2 separate regions of the Homo sapiens genome follow, and region 2 is linked to region 1. The links are chromatin loops, found by intact Hi-C in ENCODE. Cell type or tissue: sigmoid colon. All regions are shown on one strand. Links, peaks and the distances in the headings refer to the core of each region. The heading gives the core; the rest is flanking DNA.

Region 1 (5,760 bases), core at 959-4,958:
ATTCTGTGCATGTCTTTTAGGTCCAATTGGTTGAGTGTCAAGTTCAAGTACAGAATTTCGTCGTTAGATTTCTGTGTCAATGATTGGTCTAACAGAGTCAATGGGATGTTGAAGTCTCCCAGCATTATTGTGTGGCTGTCTAAATATTTTCATAGGTCATGAAGGACTGGTTATAGATCTGGGTGCTTCAGTGTTGGGTGAATATATATTTAGGATAGCTAACTCTTCTTGTTGACTTGAACCCTTTATCATTATGTAATGCCCTTCTTTGTCCTTCCTGAATGTTGTTGATTTAAAATCTGTTTCATCTGATATAAGAGTAGTGACTCCTGCTCCTTTTTTTTTTTGTTTTCTGTTTGCATGGTAGATCTTCCTCCATCCCCTTACTCTGAGCCTTTGGGTGTCCTTACATGTAAGATGGGTTTCTTGAAGACAGCAGGCAGTTTGGTATTGCCTTTTTATCCAGTTGCCATTCTATGCCTTTTAAGTGCAGCATTTAGACCATTTATATTCAGGGTTAATATTGATTTCTGAGAGTTTTATTTTGTTATTGTGTTTATATCAGGTTGTTTTGTAGACTTGATTGTGTAGTTGCATTATAGTGTCTCTGGGCTGTGTGTTTAAGTGTAGTTTTATGGTAACAGGTGTCATTCTTTCATTTCTATGTTTAGCACTCTCTTAGGACCTCTTGTAAGGCTGGTCTAGTTGTAATGAATTCCCTCAGCATTTGCTTGTCTGAAAAGGATTCTATTTCTCCTTCACTTAGGAAGTTTAGTTTGGTGGGATATGAAATTCTTGCTTGGAATTTCTTTTCTTTTCTTTTTTCGTTCTTTCTTTTTTGAGACAAGAGTCTCGCTCTGTCACCCAGGCTAGAGTGCAGTGGCACGATCTCGGCTCACTGCAAGCTCCACCTCCTGGGCTCATGCCATTTTCCTGCCTCAGCCTTCTGAGTAGCTGGGACTACAGGCAACCACCACCAAGCCTGGCTAATTTCTTTGTATTTTTAGTAGAGACGGGGTTTCACTGTGTTAGCCAGGATGGTCTCGATCTCCTGACCTCATGATCTGCCCACCTCTGTCTCCCAAAGTGCCGGAATTACAGGCGTGAGCCACCATGCCCGGCCTTGGAATTTCTTTTCTTTAGGAATGTTGAAAATAGGCCCCCAATCTCTTCTGACTTATTAAGGTTTCTGCTAAGAGTTCTGCTTCTAGCCTGATGGAGTTCTTTTTGTACATGACCTGCCCCTTCTCTCTAGCTGCCTTTAAGATTTTTTTCTTTCATGTTTTCCTTGATGAATCTGATGACTATGTGCCTCAGAGATGGTGGTCTTGTATAGTATCTCACCAAGGTTCTCTGTATTTCTTGAATTTGTATGTCAACCTAACAAGATTGGGGAAATTTTTGTGGACTATATGTTCAAATATGTTTTCCAAGTTGCTTACCCTCTTCCCTCTTTCAGCAATGCCAGTGAGTCATAAATTCTATCTCTTTGCAAAATCCCATATTTCTTGGAGGTTTTATTCATTTTTTTAAATTATTTTTCTTTATTTTTGTAAGGCTCCATTGATTCAAAGAACTAGTCCTTGAGCTCTAAGATTCTTTTCTTGGCATGGTCTATTCTATTCTGCTGTTAACACTTCTAATTATATTATGAAATTCTTGTAGTGAATTGTCCAATTCTAGAAGTTCAGTTTGGTTCTTTCTTAAAATGTCTATTTTTGTCTTTCAGCTCTTGGATTGTTTTACTGGATTCTTTGGATTCCTTGGTTTGGGTTTCAACTTTTTCCTGAAGCTCAATGAACTGCCTTGGCAGCCATATTCTGAATTCTATGTCTGTCATTTCAGTCATTCCAATCTGCCTAAGAACCACTGTTGGGAAGCTAGTGGAATCATTTGTAGATAAGGGGATACTTTGGATTTTTGAGTTGTAGAGATCTTGGACTGATTCTTTTTCATCTGAAAGGGCTGATGTATCTTTAACTATGGCATAAGTTGAGTATAGTCAATTGGCTTTATTTCTGGATGCTTTCAGAGGGCTAAGTCTCTGTACAAGATCTTTATTTGTGATTGGATTCTTGCCCTGAGTGTCATAGGAATGTTTATTGGAAGAATAATTTTTTATGTGATTTGGGCTGTGATCCAGTGGATGTTGCTTAAGAGTAATGGCTAGCAGATAGGCCCTTACTCAGCTGCATGGTTATTTTGTATTTCCACACGTTTGTAGCCATGCTCTGTGGTGGGGATGCAGAGAGATGATCCCCTCACTAGGTTCACTCCTGGGCCTCAGGAGAGCCCCCTCCAAACACTGGCACTGTCTGTGTTTCTTTTATTGGGTTAACAGGGCTCCCTCTGTGGGGCTCCCTCAGGTAGATGCCATGGCTAGGAGACAGGCCACACCCTTCCTGGTCTGGTCTTATGTAGGGAGGCACATCCTGTTCCCATGCCAGTCTGCAAACCCATGAGTCTCACCCCTCTCAGTGTTCTGAGAGTGGGGGTGTCCTCCTCCAGTTGAGTGTTAGCCATAGATCTCTGCTTGGCACTCCTGAGCTGCACACTGCAGCCCTGGAGTGCCAGGACTGGACTGAAGCTCTGTCTTCTGGACTCTTGGAATCAGGCAACAGTTATGCTGGGGGATGTGAAGTGCTTCCTGGCCACAGGGAAGTACTCAGGTAGAGCCTCTGGTAGAGCACTCATACTGAGCAGTGGAGGCTGTGTTGTGCACTGGCTTCTGTGGGAGTGGCCAGGCAGCGTCCCTGGGAGGGCCTGTCAGGCATGAGAGCCTGCAGAACAGAAGCACCCCAGTCCTGCTGAGAAACTGGTCCCACTCTCTCTTGGACCTGCAGTCTGCTGGGGCTAGAGCTACTCAGAGGGAGATGGGGTGCCCTTGGGGATGGGGACCTCTGACAGCATGCTGCTACAGCTGCAACATGTGCCAAAGTCCCTGGATTCTGCCCAGGTTGGAGCTGGGTCTCTGCCTACTCTCCAGGGAGATCTTCCTGCCAGCTGAAATGTTTATGAGGAGCATGAGATCTCTTGTAGCTAATATCTCAGAGGTCTTTGGCAACAGTGGGAAGCCCCTCCAACCCTACACTCACCCCTTCCCTAGAAACTGCTCAGGCCTAGAAATTAGCCCTAGCATTCAGCAACCCCACGCAGGGTTCCTAGCTTCCTCCTCTTCAGGCTTGGTGTCTGCATCTTTTCTCTATCAACTGTTGGTGTTGCCACTCCAGAGGTCTCCTCAAAGTATGTCGGTTTACCGACTATTTTGTTCTCTCTTAGTGGGGGCAATGTTTCCTGGCTGTGTTTAGCTGGCCATTTTGTCTCTATCTGTCAAATTAGAGGGAAAGGTACTGGAAAATTAGAGGAAAATTAGCTTTTTATTCTGAATTTGGTGTTTTCTGGATGTGTGGACTTGAGCAAGTCAGGTAGCCCTCCCTTCAGTTTCTCCATTTGTAGGATTTGGGGGTAGACACTTTTCTTTTCAAATCCATGACTCCTCTTTGGGTTAAATCTATATTTCTTAGAAGGGCAAAGGAAGATAACATTATTGAGTGACTTTTCTCTTTAGAGGCTTTCTAGTCACCATTTAACAAGCTTTGTAAAAGTGTAAGGTATCTTCTATTATCCCTAGTTTATGTGTACAGGTGCAGAAAAGTAAGTTGCTACATACATAGCAAAAGACAGATTTTGTATTAGAACTTAAATTTGTCTGATTTAAGCTTTCCATTATAAGGATCTATGATTGGGCATTTCAACTGATCATCCCTACAGCAGAGCAAACATGCTTCTTAGATTCTGTGGATCTAATTATAATGATCCATATGACTTAGCAGGGGGCAGGCTTCTCAAACAGTTGAGTGAGGAGGAAAAACCAATAAGTCAGTATCTTGCAAGCTCTTAGAAACAGGGCCACGCCTTTACCTTTATTTCTATTTTCTTGTGACTTTATCCCCATCTGACCCCCACTTTTTCCCCTCTCCCATTTCTTCCCAGTTGTGTGACATTCTAGTCCTGGGACAACTAGGCAACAGAGATACATGGTGTCTTAGAGGCTTTTATTTCTGTGTTGATATGATGAGAGTGTTAGCTTTCCAAACAAGTGGTAAAATTTCTGGTCTCTGTGAAATGTCAACCAGCCAGCCAGTCAAATTATTTAAGCTGACTCTTGTCTGTGTAGGAATTCTTAAGGCAGTTTTATTGGAATCACATCCCTAGGCTGAAAGAGTTGCTGCAGGGCCTCCGGATGCTGGCAAGACAAACGTAAATTAAATCTTTCAGAAGAAAGGATTATGACTTTTCCATTAATATTCTCATCCAAACCCAGCAACCACAAGTTTTCCTTTTCAAGTTTTTTTAAAGGAATCTTTTCATAATGAGTCTTCCCCCTTTTAAAATCTGCAGGATGAACAAGGCATTTTTCTCAGTTTTCCTCAGACTTTTTGACTTTGCTTGACTGAGGTGCTCCATTTGCATCAATAGCAGAGGGCAGAATCACTTTAATTCTGATACTCTAGGAGCTCTCTGGAGCATCTGTGATGTGATATAAGACAACAAACAATACAGCCACCAAAAGACTTGCTACCTGCTGTATCCAAAGACCTGACCAGGTGTCTCAAGCAGGGGCAGGAATAGGGTGAGGCAAAGGAGGCTGCTATGGTGCAAAAGTTAAGGAGACGCTGACTTTCAGGTACCAGCCCTGTACTCGTATGGCCTTGAGTGTTAGTGCCTCCTTAAATGTTACACAAAATGTGGCTCATTCTTAAAGAGACGCTCACTCTCAGCATCTCAGGGTCCTGCAAGGACAGAGTCCACACAGTGGAGCGAGGACACCCTAGGGTGTCCCTTCATCCTAGTCCCAGCACTAATCCCAAGAGGCTGTAGACCCCACCATGGTTTTTTAACACGGCAGCCTCAGGCAAGGAAGGGAGATGCAGAACACAGCGCATGGGCTCCCATTACCTGATTCCACCTGCAACTGACTTCAGTGCAGGTGCCAGGCAGCAGCAGCAATGCTGAACTTCCCGAGTTGTTCTCCAGCCTTATTCCTCCAGACAGTTCCCAGTGCAAGGGAGGGTTTAGTGAATGGAGGAAGGAAGGCAGGAATGAAGGAATGTTCTTCCTGGAATTCTCTTACATGGCTTTATGTTAGCTCCTTTGAAGAGACTCAGAGTTCCAAAACCCTATTGTGGCTGTGAGCAACCACTTGAGAAGGCATTAAGCCCAGGTGAGCTCTGCCAGTTCCAAAAACCTTAGAACAGGAAACTCTGTCTCTCAGTAAATATTTGAAGAAGACTCCAAAGAAGAAAGTAGAATATTCATTCTATAGGATGATAATACACTTAGTTATATTTTTCCCCACCTTAAAAATACAGATAAAATAGTATACTCCTTTATTTATGTTGATGGCACTGCCAACCCACTGTGAAAGGATGTGTACTTTGAGATGTTTTTCCAATGGGAAATGGGGATGGGAATTGGCTTTGGCTGGTGCATACTTACCCTCTCCTTCAGCCCCTTTTGTGTACTTCTGCAAGATGCAGTGAGGTCATGTGCCTATTGGGATCAAAATTATAACATTGTCTTTTTTGTTATTACCCTGACAAAGGGAACTAAACTAAGCTAACAATAACAACAGCAATAGTAACAAAATGGCATTACTCGACCACCATTTGCAGGCACTGTCCTGGGAACCCCATAAACATCACATGATTTAATCATTGCACTAATCCTATAAGGAAGCTGTTATTTAAGCACTTTTCG
Region 2 (5,760 bases), core at 716-4,715, 200 kb before region 1:
CCTTGGCCGGGCGCGGTGGCTCACGCCTGTAATCCCAGCACTTTGGGAGGCTGAGGCGGGCGGATCACGAGGTCAGGAGATCGAGACCATCCTGGCTAACATGGTGAAACCCCGTCTCTACTAAAAATACAAAAAATTAGCCGGGCGAGGTGGCGGGCACCTGTAGTCACAGCTACTCGGGAGGCTGAGGCAGGAAAATGGCGTGAACCCAGGAGGCGGAGCCTGCAGTGAGCCGAGATAGTGCCACTGCACTCCAGCCTGGGGGACAGAGCGAGACTCCGTCTCAAAAAAAAAAAAAAAAAAAAAGAGAAACAGAAGCCCAAAGTAATTAGCAATACAAAAGGAAAACTTTACAACTATAGCAATACTACCTCATATGCAAATTTTTAATATTTGATTAGCATAACCACCATAAATTCCATACCCCATTATTGATACTAATTAACTGTATTAGTCCATTTTCACACTGCTATAAAGAACTGCCTGACACTGGGTAATTTAAAAAGGAAAGGGGTTTAATTGACTCACGGGTCAGCATGGATGGGGAGGCCTTAGGAAACTTAACAATCATGGTGGAAGGCAAAGGGGAAGCAAGACACCTTCTTCACAAGGTGACAGGAAGGAGGATGAAAGAAGGAGGAACTTGCCAGACACATATAAACCATAAAAACTTATGAGAACTCACTCACTATCACGAGAACAGCATGGGGGAAGCTGCCCCCATGATTCAATTATCTCCACCTGGTCTCTCCCTTGACACATGGGGATTATGCAGATTATGGGAATTATAATTCAGGATGAGATTTTGGGTGGGGACACAGCTAAACTGTATTATTCCACCCCTGCCCTTCCCAAATCTCATGTCCTCATAATCTTGCCTTTCCAACAGTCCCCCAAAGCCTTTATTCATTTCAACATTAACCCAATAGTCCAAGTCCAAAGTCTCATCTAAGACAAGGCAAGTCCCTTCTACTTATGAGCCAGTAAAACAAAAAACAAGTTATTTCCTTCCAAGATATAGTGGGGGTATGGGCATTGGGTAAATACACCTGTTCCCAATGAGAGACATTGGCCAAAACAAAGGGGCTGCAGGTCCCATGCAAGTCTGAAATCCAGCGAGGTTGTCAAATCTTAAAGCTCTGAAATGATCTCCTTCAGCTCCATGTCTCACATCCAGGTCATGCCGATACAAGAGGCGGGCTCCCATGGCCTTGGGCAGCCCCACCCTGGTGGCTTTGCACGGTACAGCTCTTGAAACTCCCTAACTTTTCTCCAATTGTCAGCTACTGAGTGGATCCTTCACTGGTTTGTTCTCTTGCCTGGCAAGTAAACTCAGTGCTGCTTTCTTAGCCCCAGTGGCCTCTGCTTCATCCTTTGACAGGGCACACAGTAAGGTGATACCAGAACTGGGAAACTGAAGCCTGCTATCTTGACTCCCAGTGGGGTTGTCTCCCCACCCCAAATGCACAGAGTTGTCCTCTGAGAGCATTACCCACATAGGTCTGAAGAAATCCAATCCTGGGCCAATTCACTGAGTCCAGAGCAGATTCACCATGAGTTTAACTAACAGATCTTGTGATATGCAAACACTTCAGTCCTCCTGGTCTCCCCACACAGACCCTTTGATATTGCCACATCTGTCCCCTGTGAGGTAGGAGTGCTGTGCAGTTGACAGCATTTGTGAAAAGACTTGGAGTAAAATGTACAGAATCCAGGGATTTCCCCAAGTCTCACCTGTGGGCTGGCTGTTCTTTGCTGGGGCTCCAGGATGTTTGAGGATCTGGTCTCAGTTTTACAGAATCAGGTGCATTTTGTTTGTTTCTGGATCTATAACTTGTTAGATCCTAGGGATCTAGTTTAATTCTATTCAATGTATATCCTTTAAGTACTCACTGCAAAAAATATAAGCATGAGTGGAACAATCCTTGCTGTTGAAGGACGTCCAATTTGGTGGTAGAAACAGACGTGAAAATACAGCAGCCTACGATGATACTAGTGATCTAAAGGAAACTTTCATTAGTTCACTGGGAGGTTAGAGTGGGTGAGAGACTTGGCACAGATTGGAAGGGATGTGAAAGACTTCCTGGAAGAGGGTTTCTCATTACTCCAAGCCATGCATCTGATCTATTCACTGGAAACAGTAAATTTATTGACATGTAAAAGGAGCTATATTGTAAGCCGTGTTTACTCATCTTGGAACATCTTTCTGCTGGACAGGTATATTCACAGACCAAATTATAGTTTAGAAACTTGCTTGGTAAGTAAAGGATTAGAAAAAGAAAAATGGGTGTGACCTGAGATGACAAGAACGTAGGTATAGATGTTCTGGGAGCCATCTGTATAGACCTTGCAACAGAAAGGTATTTGAAGAGATACTGACTTGTTGGCCAGCATGGTGAAATCCCGTCTCTACTAAAAATACAAAAAATTAGCTGGGCATGGTAGCATGTGCCTGTAGTCCCAGCTACTAGGGAGGCTGGGGCAGGAGAATTTGTTGAACCCAGCAGGTGGAGGTTGCAGTGAGCCGAGATTGTGCCACTGCACTCCAGCCTAGGCAACAGAGAGAGACTCCATCTCCATATATATATGTATATATATAATTTTTTTAAAAATTATTTTTCACTTGTCATCCTAAGCTGCTTTGTAGGAGCTTGTCTCATAAAAGAGACATCATTATGAAAATGTATCCTAGATCAGATGTGTTTTGTGGTAACCTGCTTCTGCTATAGTATTAGAGAGAGAGCCTGGGCTCATTCATGAATCCCAAGCCTGACCAACAAGTCATCTGTAAACCCTCTCTCTGGAGAAGATTATTTTACTGAACAAGGTCCACAACATCACATTAACTTTAGGGAACTTTGGAGAGTTTTCATGTCAGAGATTGATATTTTCTGACTTTGTCTTGAGGTCAGTAGTCCCCTGGAGATTAACTAGGGACCATAATCTGCTTTAAACCAAATCAGGGAAGCCTGCTTGTCATGACAGTAGCAGAGCTGAGTAACAATAGGAGAAAGTGGGAAGTTAGAACCAGGGAAAGGGATGAGCTTTGATTTCGTAGGAAGAACTATTCTTTTCCTACCCACAAATATCTGGTTCATATATCAAAAACATGCAAACAGAGAAACTCATGTTGGTATTGTGGGACTTGTGAATAAACAAAATCTATTTTATAAATATGATATTCTAATTTTGAGACGCATTTGCTACTTCAGTGATCATTAAAAGTAAAAAACTAAACACAACAAATTATAATATTAAAATCAGTTTTTAAAAACCAGCTATAAATGGTTTATATTTCCAAAATATCATTTGAGTATTCATTAAACTGTGTAAGGTGGCAGTGACTCTTCCTAAGACAATGTATTTCATACCAGATGCTTATTTGCTTTCTTGAAGACTCTGCCATTGAGTCTTTTTATGTTCCCAATACATTCAGGAGCTGGAAGTTTCAGAGCTATTGTCAGAGAGCTGAGCTCTAGCTGCCCCAAAGTTCTGATCGCTCTCTCTCTCCAAATATAATATAATATAATAAATATAAAATAAAATAAAATAAAATAAATTCATCCTTTGACAAGGCACACAGCTAGGTGATACCGGAACTGGGAAACTGAAGCCTGGTGTCATGACTCCCAGTGGGGTTGTCTCCCCACCCCAACCGCACACAGTTGTCCCCTGAGAGTATTACCCACATAGGTCTGAAGAAATCCAATCCTGGGTCAATTCACTGAGTATATCTATGGAGAATATAACATATATTTAGAATGACGAAAGTGCTTTCTTTGTCTACTACCATTGTGGAGAGAGTTTCTGGGTTGGAAGAAGATTTTAGTTTTAATCATATTTTTCCAACACATTCCACAATTATGAAGAGTGTGCTGATATATATCTATATGATATGTGTACATATATGCACACATATCAAGTATATTTTATATATATATATATACACACACATATCTAGGATATATCTATATCTATGTATCTATCTACACATATCAAGTTTTGAGATACATATATCTGATATATATATATATATCTCAGAACTTGATGTGCATGTATGTGTGTGTGTATATATATATGCATATATATGTGTGTGTGTGTGTGTGTATATATATATATATATATGCATCCTAGATATGTAATAAGTCACTCTAAGAATGACAACTTGGAGGGGAAGGTACAAAAAGCCCCAAGTTCCCTGTGAGCCTGTTCAGTCTTGATGAGGTCCCAGTGCACTCCTGCACCTGGGTTCCCTCAGAGTACTGAGGTCCAAGCCTCTTAATAAAATTATATCTAAGGGTCTCTCCATTCCACAATGCATCAAATGCGGGTAAGAAAACAAAGCCTCCTCTCTTCAATGTCACAATTACCAAGCATATTTTCCTTAAGCATCTCATAAGAGGGTTCTGCTGGAACAAAGCACACTCTTCATAATTGTGGAAGTGTTGGAAAAATATAATTAAAACTAAAATCTTCTTCCAACCCAGAAACCCTCTCGACCACGGTAGTAGAGAAAGAAGGCGCTTTCATTATTCAATAAGCATTGAACCAGAATGGGATCACAGGCAATCTGCTAAGAGATGGCCAAGTCAGGAAAAAAATCTCACCCTTTTATGCAGACAGGCAGATCCAATCCATTCCATAGATGTTCTCAAAATAAACAGTAACTACTCAAGTAAGGGCACTTGACAGACCCATTTATCACACATAATTCATCCCAGGTTCACCTGGTAATTGGGGTGACCATCTGTGTTAGTTAATTGGTTTTATACATAGGAAAAACAAACTTCTCCTATCTTGAGAGACAGAGGTAGTTTTGCAGCTTGGAGCCAGGTGCCCTCTGATGTTAAGCTCTACCCTCCTCCAGAAGCTGAGAGAGAGCGCAGCTATCTCTCCTGATGTTTACATTTCAAAGAGATGGTTCCCAGGTCCTTGAGAAAGATATTTCTTGGTCATAAAGTTGACAAAAGACATATTTAGTCTTCAAATGAATTAATATACACTTCAAAGGAGGAGGAAATATTTAGAATTATAAACTTTCTAAAGTAAATACTCTGATAAAAATGAGGAGAGGAGAATCTCTTCCCTTATCTTTAATAGGAAGAATTAAGACTCTTAATTTTAATTTGTATTTGTCTTTACAAAGGTTAAGTTAAATTGGGGTTTTCACATTAGGCCTGTGAACCACAATCTGGTTATCACAACTGTCATATCTCACTCAAAAATGTATGTAAAACAATGTGGTCAGTAATATACTTTCAATTCTCTTTTTCTTTGAACTCATTGCATTGTTTTCTTTATCACGATTTATTATCTTAAACTAGTATTACCAGATGTTTGGAAATAGTAGTTGCCAAAACCACTTATCAGAATTACAGTGTATAGAAAATAGCGAATCTTTGTAGACAGTAGTAATGCACTATAATTAGAGGGTACTCTGCTTTGTTTAGTGTGAGTCAGTTTATTCCAATAGCAGTGTTTATGTCAGACTCTGTTCCTTGAGAGCTGACAGCTTATTAATGCAAAGAGCCATGCCTAGATGGATAGGTAAAATAAATCAGACTTAGAGCCAGTGAACTCTTTTAAAATTTAGATTTTATTGATATTTTTAAATAGGTGATACATTCACATGATTCAAAATACAAAAGGTGAAAAGGGTTTACGCAGTGCACATTCTCTCTGCCACCAGTGTCACCAAGCCACTCAGTTACCCTGCCCTGGACCACATGGTGTTGTTTCTTATATATTCCTTCAGAGATA

What was found. A loop is a pair of places that touch in the nucleus more often than their neighbours do. Peaks named below come from ENCODE experiments on the same cell type or tissue, not always from the same donor. Only the 100,000 strongest peaks of a DNase experiment are listed, where the experiment ranks them.
Region 2: it touches region 1 in a loop (2.4-fold over the local background); 2 of 110 quality-filtered maps call a loop at or near these places.

Annotation. Positions count from the first base shown.
Region 1 is chr18:63,815,799-63,821,558 of GRCh38, forward strand. No RefSeq gene overlaps it. Among named protein-coding and RNA genes, the nearest start is that of SERPINB7, 43 kb to the left of the region's middle. In sigmoid colon, for the core only: no CTCF peak of the experiment used is centred there; a DNase peak (open chromatin) is centred at 2,938.
Region 2 is chr18:63,612,351-63,618,110 of GRCh38, forward strand. No RefSeq gene overlaps it. Among named protein-coding and RNA genes, the nearest start is that of SERPINB13, 28 kb to the left of the region's middle. In sigmoid colon, for the core only: no CTCF peak of the experiment used is centred there; no DNase peak of the experiment used is centred there.